Regions from separate parts of the Homo sapiens genome. Here region 1 is linked to region 2. The links are chromatin contacts, found by Hi-C or POLR2A ChIA-PET in ENCODE. All regions are on one chromosome and are shown on one strand. The core of a region is the stretch at or near the end of the contact, and the rest is flanking DNA. Distances in the headings are between cores, read along the strand shown.

The links. A loop is a pair of places that touch in the nucleus more often than their neighbours do. ChIA-PET counts read pairs that join two places held with the same protein, here RNA polymerase II (POLR2A). Pooled maps may share reads with other maps.
Region 1: a loop to region 2 is called in a pooled map, with 3 times the contacts of the local background. The contact joins the promoter of DCAKD here to the promoter of GJC1 in region 2. A Hi-C loop is called at or near these places in 2 of 50 pooled maps. POLR2A ChIA-PET finds 5 or more read pairs at or near these places in 7 of 52 experiments (BJ, CD8-positive, alpha-beta memory T cell, H1 and 4 more).

The regions. Positions count from the first base shown.
Region 1 is chr17:45,049,157-45,053,947 of GRCh38, forward strand. It overlaps DCAKD (dephospho-CoA kinase domain containing), which reads right to left and starts at 2,476. Exons shown (of 5, transcript NM_001288655.2): 1 at 2,205-2,476. RefSeq lists a silencer at 2,117-2,616.
Region 2 is chr17:44,827,671-44,833,008 of GRCh38, forward strand. It overlaps GJC1 (gap junction protein gamma 1), which reads right to left and starts at 2,617. Exons shown (of 3, transcript NM_005497.4): 1 at 2,392-2,617. RefSeq lists a silencer at 1,930-2,219 and enhancers at 2,275-3,248, 3,249-4,222.

The sequences.
Region 1 (4,791 bases), core at 1,226-3,725, 220 kb after region 2:
GCCAAGCATGGTGGCTTACACCTCTAATCCCAGCACTTTTGGAGGCTGAGATGCAAGGATCACTTGAGACCAGGAGTCAGCCGGGGCAACATAGCAAGACCTCGTCTCTACTAAAAATAAAAAGAAAAATCAGCCATATGTGGTGACAGACACCCGTACTCTTAGTTACTTTGGTGGCTAAGGTGGGAGGATTGAGCTCAGCAGGTCAAGGGTGCAGTAACCAGTGACTGCCACTGCACTCCAGCTTGAGCAACAGAGCAAGATCCCATCTCGGAAAAAATAAAGGAAAAAAAGAACGATTTGAAATTTCGATGGTTAAATAAAAAGTGGTTCTTTTTTTTTTTTTCAAAAGATGAGGGAAATCAAATCAAATGGTGTATATTTAGACTTCACTGCAGGTTTAAATGAGGATTTTAACAGCTTTATTTTAAAATATCAACATTCACAATTAACCAGAACTTTTATCCTCTGTAATCTTCAAAATAAAAATGTGAAAGTTTCAATCTAAAGCTATCAATCTAAAACTGTGCCAGCAGGTAATTTTCTTTTTCTTTTCCTTTTTTTTTTTTTTTTTTTTTTTGAAACAGAGTCTTGCTCTTGTCACCCAGGCTGGAGTGCAGTGGCACGATCTCAGCTCACTGCAACCTCTGCTTCCTGAGTTCAAGTGATTCTCCTACCTCGACCTCCTGAGTAGCTGGGATTGCAGGCACCCGCCACCACACCCAGCTAATTTTTTTGTATTTTTAGTAGAGATGGAGTTTCACCATGTTGGCCAGGCTGGTCTCAAACTCCTGACCTCAGGTGATCTGCCTGCCTCAGCCTCCCAAAATACTGGGATTACCAGGCGTGAGCCACCGCGCTCGGCCTCCCAGCAGGTAATTTTTTCTTTCTTTCTTTCTTTTGAGAAGGAGTCTCACTCTCTTGCCCAGGCTGGAGTGCAGTGGCACGATCTCGGCTCACTGCAACCTCAGCCTCCCGGGTTCAAGCGATTTTTCTGCCTCAGCCTCCCGAGTAGCTGGGACTACAGGCATGCACCACCATGTCCGGCTAATTTTTTTGCATTTTTAGTTGACACGGGGGTTTCACCATGTTGACCAGGCTGGTCTCGAACTCCTAACCTCGGGTGATCCACCCTCCTCAACCTACCAAAGCGCTGGGATTACAGGCGTGAGCCACCGTGCCCGGCCCAGAGGGTAATTTTCAAAACAAAGCTAAGTTCGTGGCTTGCCTGCCTTCAGCTATCAGCCCTCTTCTTCTCTCCTTAAGGTACAGGCACCAAGAGGGGCTCGGAGACCATTTAAACGTTATTTACCAAGGGGACAGATTCAGACCTTGGTGAAGACAGACAGAGGAGGATTTGGTGGGAATTTAGGGCCCTGCTGAGACAAAAACCACCCGAACCCGTCTGTCCACTTTCTATCCATCTACCAGATCTCTAGCATTTCACCCCTTTCCCCAGGCCTATGCCAGCACTGTGCCACACCAACTCAATCTTGATTTATTCAGGTAAAATGAGCACTCTCCCTCCTGCAAAAACAAACACGTTTAAGACATAAAACATATTCAAAGGCTTCCATTTCCTCACCGTTAGAATTGAGACTTAATGTCAAAGTTCACTTGGGTAGGTTGAATCATTTTCCCACAACTAAGGGAGAGTGAAAAATCTTTGAAAACTCTGTAAGCAAACACCTGAAATGCCAACGCCTCCTTTGCGGAGCTGGGGAAGGAAGAGACGGGTGGCCGGATGGCCTCCCTCACTAGTTGGTGGGCGTGAGATCCACGCCGCCCCAGTCCCGGGGGCCTTCACTAAAACCTTAACTGGCCTCCCAGGGGAGAGGGAAGCGGAGGAGAGGGGTCTGAAAATCGGAGATGATCACTCAGCTCAACAGTAAAGCACTTTATACCCACCCTATGGGACAGATACTGTAGCTTTATTCCCATTTTTCAGATGAGCAAACTTGGGATCGGAAAGATACCCCAAGGTCACACAACTGAAGTGGCAGAAGCTAGATTCAAGAATCAATCGGCCCGCAAAGTTCTAAAGGGCAGTGGCTTTGGTCTGATCCTGAGTTTGAATCCACAATCTCCAGCCCTTTCTAGCTGTAAACCTTCCTGCGCGTCCTCAGCCGTAAAACAGAGGAAATAACACGTTGCTTGGTAGGGTTGCTGTCAAGACAATGGGCCGTGGATATAAAAGCACTTGCCTTAGTGCTGGCCGCATACGACGCGCTCAATACATCGTAACTCAGGCTTTCAAAAGAGGCCCGTACGCCCCACTAGGCCGCGAAATTGGGTCGCCCGGGGCGGTGGCAGCCCCGCGTAGCAGCCGCGGCCAGGGCCCGCCCCCTCCCCGGCGCCCGGCTGGCTCTCACCGGCCCGCGTGGCGCGCTACGTACCCAGCGCCTCCGCCGTGGCCCAGGCCTCCGCCTCTAGCCCAATCTCCGCAGCGCTTACAGGCCGGCTCAGCGGGCGAGGCGGGACCTCGGGAGCGCGCGCCTGCAGACCGGACGTCCGGCCAGCAGGCGGGGCCGGGAGAGGTTGGACGGGCGGGGCCGGGAGAGGTTGGGTGGGCGGGCGGGGCCGGGAGAGGTTGGGCGGGCGGGCGGGCGGGGCCGGGAGAGGTTGGGCGGGCGGGCGGGCGGGGCCGGGAGAGGTTGGGCGGGCGGGCGGGCGGGGCCGGGAGAGGTTGGGCGGGCGGGCGGGCGGGGCCGGGAGAGGTTGGGCGGGCGGGCGGACGCGGGAGAGGTTGGGCGGGCGGGCGGACGCGGGAGAGGTTGGGCGGGCGGGCGGACGCGGGAGAGGTTGGGCGGGCGGGCGGACGCGGGAGAGGTTGGGCGGGCGGGCGGACGCGGGAGAGGTTGGGCGGGCGGGCGGACGCGGGAGAGGTTGGGCGGGCGGGCGGACGCGGGAGAGGTTGGGCGGGAGAGGTTGGGCGGGAGGGCGGCCGGACGGACGCGGGAGAGGCCGGCGGGGAGAGCTCGGCCCCGGAGCACGGCACAGAGGTCCCCCGCAACCCCCGACCCGGAGCCATAAATTTTCCTTTCCCCGGAGCCGGGAAGGAGAGGGAGAGAGAGGAGAGGGGCAAAACTGCAGGGTCCTAACTTCGGATATAAAGCTCGGCCACTCGCTACTTGTGCAGCCTTGGCAGAGGTGATCATGAGCACTTTCCACCTGCCAGGTCCTAAGAGCACTTTGTGGGATTATCTCAGCCCGCACAGTCCGCAGGGTGGATACTATCATCATCCCCATTTTACACAACAGGAAACTATGTTTAGCGGTTAATCCATTTGCCCTCTCATACAAAGTCATGTGATTGCAGAGCCCGCATCCTGTCCATACAAGCCTAGCAAGCCACTCAGCCTCTCATCCTGTCTCCTCTCAAAGTGGGGATAATCGCAGCCGTGCAGCGTTGTTGAAAGAATACATAAAAGCCGGGCACGGTGGCTCACACCTGTAATCTCAGCACTTTGGGAGGATCACTTGAGCCCAGGAGTTCGAGACCAGCCTAAACAAGAGTGAGACTAACCCCCGATCTCTACAAAAAAAAAAAACAAAAAACAAACTAGCCAGGCATGGTGACAGTGTGGTCTCATTTACTCGGGAGGCTGAGGCAGGAGGATGGCTTGAGCCCAGGAGGTCAAGGCTGCAGAGAGCCATGATGGTACCACTGCACTCCAGCCTGGGCAACAAAACGAGACCTTGCCTCAAAAAAAATAAAGCATCTAGGCCGGGCGCTGTGGCTCACGCCTGTAATCCCAGCACTTTGGGAGGCCAAGGCGGGTGGATCACCTGAGGTCAGGAGTTTGAGACCAGCCTGGCCAACATGGCAAAATCCCGTCTCTACTAAAAATACAAAATTAGCCGGGCGTGGTGGTGAATGCCTGTAATCCCAGCTACACGGGAGGCTGAGGCAGGAGGATTGCTTGAACCCGGGAGGTGGAGGTTGCAGTGAGCCCAAGATCCGGTCACTGCACTCCAGCCTGGGAGACTACAGCAAGACTCTGTCTCCAGTTAAAAAAAAAAAAAAAAAAAAAAAAAAACTAGTTATCTAGTTATGCCTCACATATAGCAGGAAGTTGTTTTTGTTTTTTTTTTGTTTGGTTTGTTTGTTTGTTTGTTGAGACAGAGTTTCGCTCTATTGCCCAGGCTGGGGTGCAGTGGCAGGATCTTGGCTCACTGCAGCCTCTGCCTCCCAGGTTCAAGCGATTCTCCTGCCACAGCTTCCCGAGTAGCTGGGACTAGAGGTGTGCGCCACCACATCCAGCTAATTTGTTTTGCTTTTGAGATGGAGTTTTGCTCTTGTTGCCCAGGCTGGAGTGCAGTGGCATGATCTCGGCTCACTGCAACCTCTACCTCCCGGGTTCAAGCGATTCTCCTGCCTCAGCCTCCCAAGTAGCTAGGATTACAGGCATGTACCACCACACTCGGCTAATTTTGTATTTTTAGTAGAGATGGGGTTTCACCACGTTGGCCGGGCTGGTCTGGAAATCCTGACCTAGGTGATCCACCCACCTCGGCCTCCCAAAGTGCTAGGATTACAGGCGTCAGCCACCATGCCCAGCACATCTGGCTAATTTTTGTATTTCTAGTAGAGATGGGGTTTGGCATGTTAGCCAGGCTGGTCTCAAACTCCTGACCTCAGGTGATCCACCCACCTCGGCCTCCCAAAGTGCTGGGATTATAGGCATGAGCCACGGTGCCTCACCAGCAGGAAGTTTTTAATTAACACCTACCCTGTCTCCCTTCCCTTTCCTTAAACTGTATCTCTATTCTCTACTTCCTTTAAGGTAG
Region 2 (5,338 bases), core at 1,367-3,866:
GCCTGTAATCCCAGCACTCTGGGAGGCCGAGGCGGGAGGATCACAAGGTCAGGAGATCGGGACCATCATGGCTAACATGGTGAAACCCCATCTCTGCTAAAACTACAAAAAAAAATTAGCCAGGCGTGGTGGCGGGTACCTGTAGTCCCAGCCACTGCACTCTAGCCTGGGCGACAGAGCAAGACTCCATCTCAAAAAAAAAAGGAAAAGGAAAAAGAAAAAAGAACACACCTCACCAATTTTGAAATGTGAACATACAACAAATAAAGCAATATTTTTTGGAACTCATCACTTTGCATTGAATTAGGCATGGAACAAACACTAAGCATTTGTTAAGAGAACGATGCTCTGGATTTAAATTATATATCCTGTATTCTAAGATCCTCATTACTCAATTGATAGGCAAGCCTGGACCTGGGGGGAAGTGGACTAATCAGAAACACAACCCTGCATTCCTTCCCTTTGGCTGACTTATACAAATATAAGAATAAAATTTAATTGACAAAGGATAACAGCATTTATAAGTAAGATTGTTATGCTGGAGATATGTTAATTAAGTCCTCTGGATTAAAGGCTAAAACTCAATTTTACCTGCATGAATTGATTACAGAGAAAATTACCAGGTCCTTTGCTCCTTTTTAAGAGAACTGTGGTAGAACTTTTTAAGAGAACTGTTTCTGGTAGAAAACAATTCTTAAGTCACACAACCTCAAAAGTTAAAAGTGCTGGCTTTTGAAGAGGTTGTTTGAAATGCTTTGGAAAAATGCACAACAGTTTAAGTAGTAAATAATATTAAGCCATTACAAATCAGGACAAATATTAACAGACCTTCCATACAACTTCTATGTATCTCTTCAATATGCCCTTTGCCTACAGCACTCTGGGCACAAAAATCTGGGGAAAACTAAGATCTGTTTATTGGAGCTTTTTACCTTCTACCCAGAAAAGTTAGTTCGTGTTTAATTCTGACATTACACAGTACTTAAGACATTCAAAGCAACTGCAGTGATACAACTCTATGCTAAGTTTTTTTTAAATCAGTAAACTTAACCCACAACTCACAATATTTTAATCAGGAGCTCTGGAAGTAAGGGTATTTTTCTGTTTTTTTCCATACCCTCTGAGGTTGAAATTTTTTTGCTCTTTTACTCTGAATAATACCTAAACCCTCTCTAGGGAGAGAAATATTTTATTCCTAAATGACATTATTAACGCATTTTTCTACAGATATTAAAGTACTGGAGATATGCTGTTTCCTGCTTATCAGGAAATTAAAATCCCTTTCATTTATGTAGTTTGATTTTTTATAGCGCTTTCACATATATTCACTTGAACGTATACACGACACAAACATATAACAAATTTAGACTTATCAGGCATACAAGATGACCCTCAGCCTGAACTTATTCAAACTTAACTTACTCGATTTCACATCGTCTTGATGCTAACAAAATTAAGCATGAGCATAATGAAATCGGTATCACTGCCAGTTCTCAATGAACAAAAAGAAAACCAAATTCGCCCATTTCGCAAAGGAAAAGTACTCCCAATCAGACAATCGCAAAAAAAAGAACAAAATCTAAACCATACATTCACGTACATCTTTTCAACTCAGAGCTCCAAACGCAGCCGCCAACCACACAACTGCCCACAATCACAGCGGTAGCGCCTACTCTTAATTTTGAAGCTAGAGACTTAAGGAAACACACACACACACAAAACAGTTCTCAAGTTTGACAAAGTGGGGGAAAAGTCATTTTAAGTAAAGACAACGAGTTAATCAGGAGGCGATGAGCCCAGTCCTTCCGCCCCGCTTTCCCGCTTCCAGCCCTCGAACGAACCCTCCTCTAACCCCCGGGAGGCAGGAGTTCCAGCGGGGAGATGCGGGAAGCCTCAGACGAGCCCGCACGCCGCCGGAGACGCAGGGATCGAGGTCGGGGAGACAAAGAGCAGCCCGCGAAGAGCCCGGGCGGCGAGGGGCGGCCCGGCTCCGCCCTGCGCCCCTAACCGCCCGGGTAGTTGTCGGCACCGCCGGGGCGCCGCCGAGTGCGCGCCGCTTCTGTCCGGGCTCCCCGACCGTCGCCCGACACCTCCGCGGCCCAGGACACCCCCGAGCCGTTTCCCTCCCGATTTGGGAGCCGCGCGCCTGGGGACAAAGAGGGAGGGTGCGCCGGGGACAGTGGCAGGACGCGGGCCGGCGACGCCCCTCCGGACTCGGCGGGAACCCCTCGGCGGCGCCCCCCTCCTTCTCCCGCTCTGGCCGCGCTCCTCCCCGGACCTCCGGAGGTTCTCCTCGGCCCCTCCCCGGGCTCCCCAAGAGTTCTCCCGCCTCCCCCTGGGACCCCGCCCCTGGCCCGCTTCTCCTCAGCCGGCCCTGCGGCCGCCCCTCACCCGGCGGCGGGTTCCCCCGGAGCCGCCTCCTCCGCCGGGCCTCGGCCCGTCCCGCCGGTCGCGGCCTCATGTGCCCCGCGTCGCCATCGCCTTCACCCTCGCCTCTCCTCCACCTCCTCCGCCGCTGCCGCCTTCGCCTCAGTCTCCAGCCGAGGCAGAAGCCGCTCCCGCCGCTGCCGCCGCCGCCGCCGCCTCCCGCTCCCGCCGCCGCGACCCGCGGGAAGGCGCCTGCGCACTGCGCGCTGCGGTGGGGGCGGGGGCGTCCCGCCGCGGCCCGGGAGCGGGGGGCGCGCGGCACGTGGCGCTCGAGTGGGAGGGGGGCGCCCCAGAACGCGCGGGAAGCGACGCGAGCGCCAACTTTCCGCGGTCGAGTCCTCGCCGCTCTCTCGGATAGTCCGGGACGCGGCGGAGGCGCGGCGCGCGTGGGAGTCACCCGCGTGGAGTCTGGACCCCGGGTGGGCGCAGACTTCGCTCCGGACAGTTCATTCTTCCAAGCTGATTTTCGGGCGAGAGTCCCCCGCCAGCCGCGCCTCAGTTTGAGCGGGCCGCTAACGGCGCCGTGGGTTCTCGCCTTACCTGGGTATCCTGGGTTGGTTTAGCGGGCCCAGAGTTGTCTTCTGCGCGCTCCGCCGAGGCCTTGGTCCATTGTAGCACGGGATGCTAATGTCTCCTCCCAGGTTCTGCTCTACAATTCCTCGAGGATCTGGCGGGCCCTGCGTGGATCTAGCTAGAGTCGGGGCTCTTAGCAGTGCTCTAGATACTTTTCAGGTCCTGAACTTCTCGGATTAGCAAGACCCTAATAGGCTATTTCCTCTTAACTCTTTGCATCCCAGCAGGATCCCATTCAGAGGACTTGGGAAAAATTTTCATGCATAGGAATCCCCAGTTTTAAAATGCCCAGTAGGAAACCGAAAATTCTCCAAATGCTTTAAGTAGAGTAAGACTTTGGGTAATAAAGGAAGGCTCAGTAAAGAGATGGGCGACCTCTGGAATGATCTCATCTGAGCATCAGAATGCCGATGGACAGGCTTTTATTATTTTGCCCTTTTGACCAGAGGGGAAATTAAGCGCTAACAAGTGAGGTTACTTGCTGCAAGTCAAACTCCCCCACCCAAAGCCAAGCCCTAAGGGGTAGCCCCAGAGTGGAAATCTTGAAGGCTAGGCATCTAATGCACTGACCAGTTTTGTGTGGCCAGTATGTTTTCCAAAAATATGAATTAGTTACCAAAATATTAAAATCCAGATTTCTGGCCTCCCTAAAAAGTCAAAAGCTGCTTACTTTGAGCTTCTCTTTTCACATGGCAGCTCCTCTTGAGTCACCTTGTCCGGGTAGGCAATGTCCCCACTCAGCTGCTTAAATCATTTCATGACCTGCTTGGCCTCGGAGCATTTAAGTACTTCTCCCTGTGATTGCTGTAGTCTGTCCCCACGCCTTATCACATTGCCTCTCTACAGATGTATTTAAAATGACAAGTGTGGGATGGGCGCGGTGGCTCACGCCTGTAATTCCAGCACTTTGGGAGGCCTAGGCAGGCGGATTGCTTGAGCCCTGGGGTTCCAGACCAGCCTGGACAATATGGCAAAACCCCCATCTCTACAAAAAATACAAAAATTAGCCGGGTGTGGTGACGCGCACCTGTGATCCTAGCTACTCCAAGCATGAGGTGGGAGGATCGCTTGAGCCCGGGAGGTCAAGGCTGCAGTAAGCTGAGATAGCGCCACTGCACTCCAGCCTGAGCGACAGAGTGAGACCCTGTCTCAAAAAAATAAGTGAAAAAAATAAAATGACCAGGGTGAAAACTCTGAAAATACCTGGAAATAATAAATAGCATGTAACTAAAATAACACAGGAAACAACATCATTGTACCTGTTGAATAAAATATTAAAATTCTCACAGCCTGCAACTGTAAACTAGTACAAATAACTTTTTTGTTTTGTTTTGTTTTGAGGGAGAGTCTCACTCTGTCGCCAGGCTGGAGTGCAGTGGGCGCCATCTAGGCTCACTGCAAGCTCCACCTCCCCGGTTCAAGCAATTCTCCTGCCTCAGCCTCCCGAGTAGCTGGGACTACAGGCGCACGCAACCACGCCCAACTAATTTTTGTATTTTTAGTAGAGACAGGGTTTCACCATGTTGGCCAGGATGGTCTCGATCTCCTGACCTTGTGATCCGCCTGCCTCGGCCTCCCAAAGTGCTGGGATTACAGGCATGAGCCACCGTGCCTGGCCTAAATCACTTTGTTGTTGTTTTTGCAACAGAGTCTCACTCTGTCGCCCACGCTGGAGTGCAGTGGGGTGATCTCGGCTCACTGCGATGTCCGCCTCCCAGGTTCAAAAGATTCTACTACCTCAGCCTCCGGAGTAGCTGGGAATACAGGTGCCCGCCATCATGCCTGGCTAATTTTTGTATTTTTAGTAGAAAGGGGGTTTCACCATGTTGGCCAGGCTGGTCTCAAATCCTGACCTCAAGTGATCTGCCCGCCTTGGCCTCCCAAAGAGCTGGGATTACAGACATGAGCCACCGTGCCCAGCGGACTTTGCAAAACTGGCAATATCTACTGTTGAGGCTCAGAAAATGATTTCCCAGGGCGTGGTGGCTGTAGTCCCAGCTACTCAGGAAACTGCAGTGGGCTATGATTATGCCACTACACTCCAGCCTGGAAGACAGAGCGAGACCCCATCTCTTTAAAAAAGAAAGAAAGAAAACAATATCCCAAAGTATGGAGCTTTGGCGTGCTGAGTGCTTTGAACTAAAGGAGATTGGAAGGCCTCAGAAGCAAAGTCTCTCTCTGACCTTCTCCTGCCCTCCTGTCTCCCGCCCCTTTCTCCCCTGAAGCGAGTCATAGAAATAAAAATTCCTCTTCCCCAAGGCGGGTCATAGAAACTAGAACCCCTCTCCCCCAAAGCAAGCCATAAAACCAGAAAGGTCACTCTCCCCCTTCTCTCCTC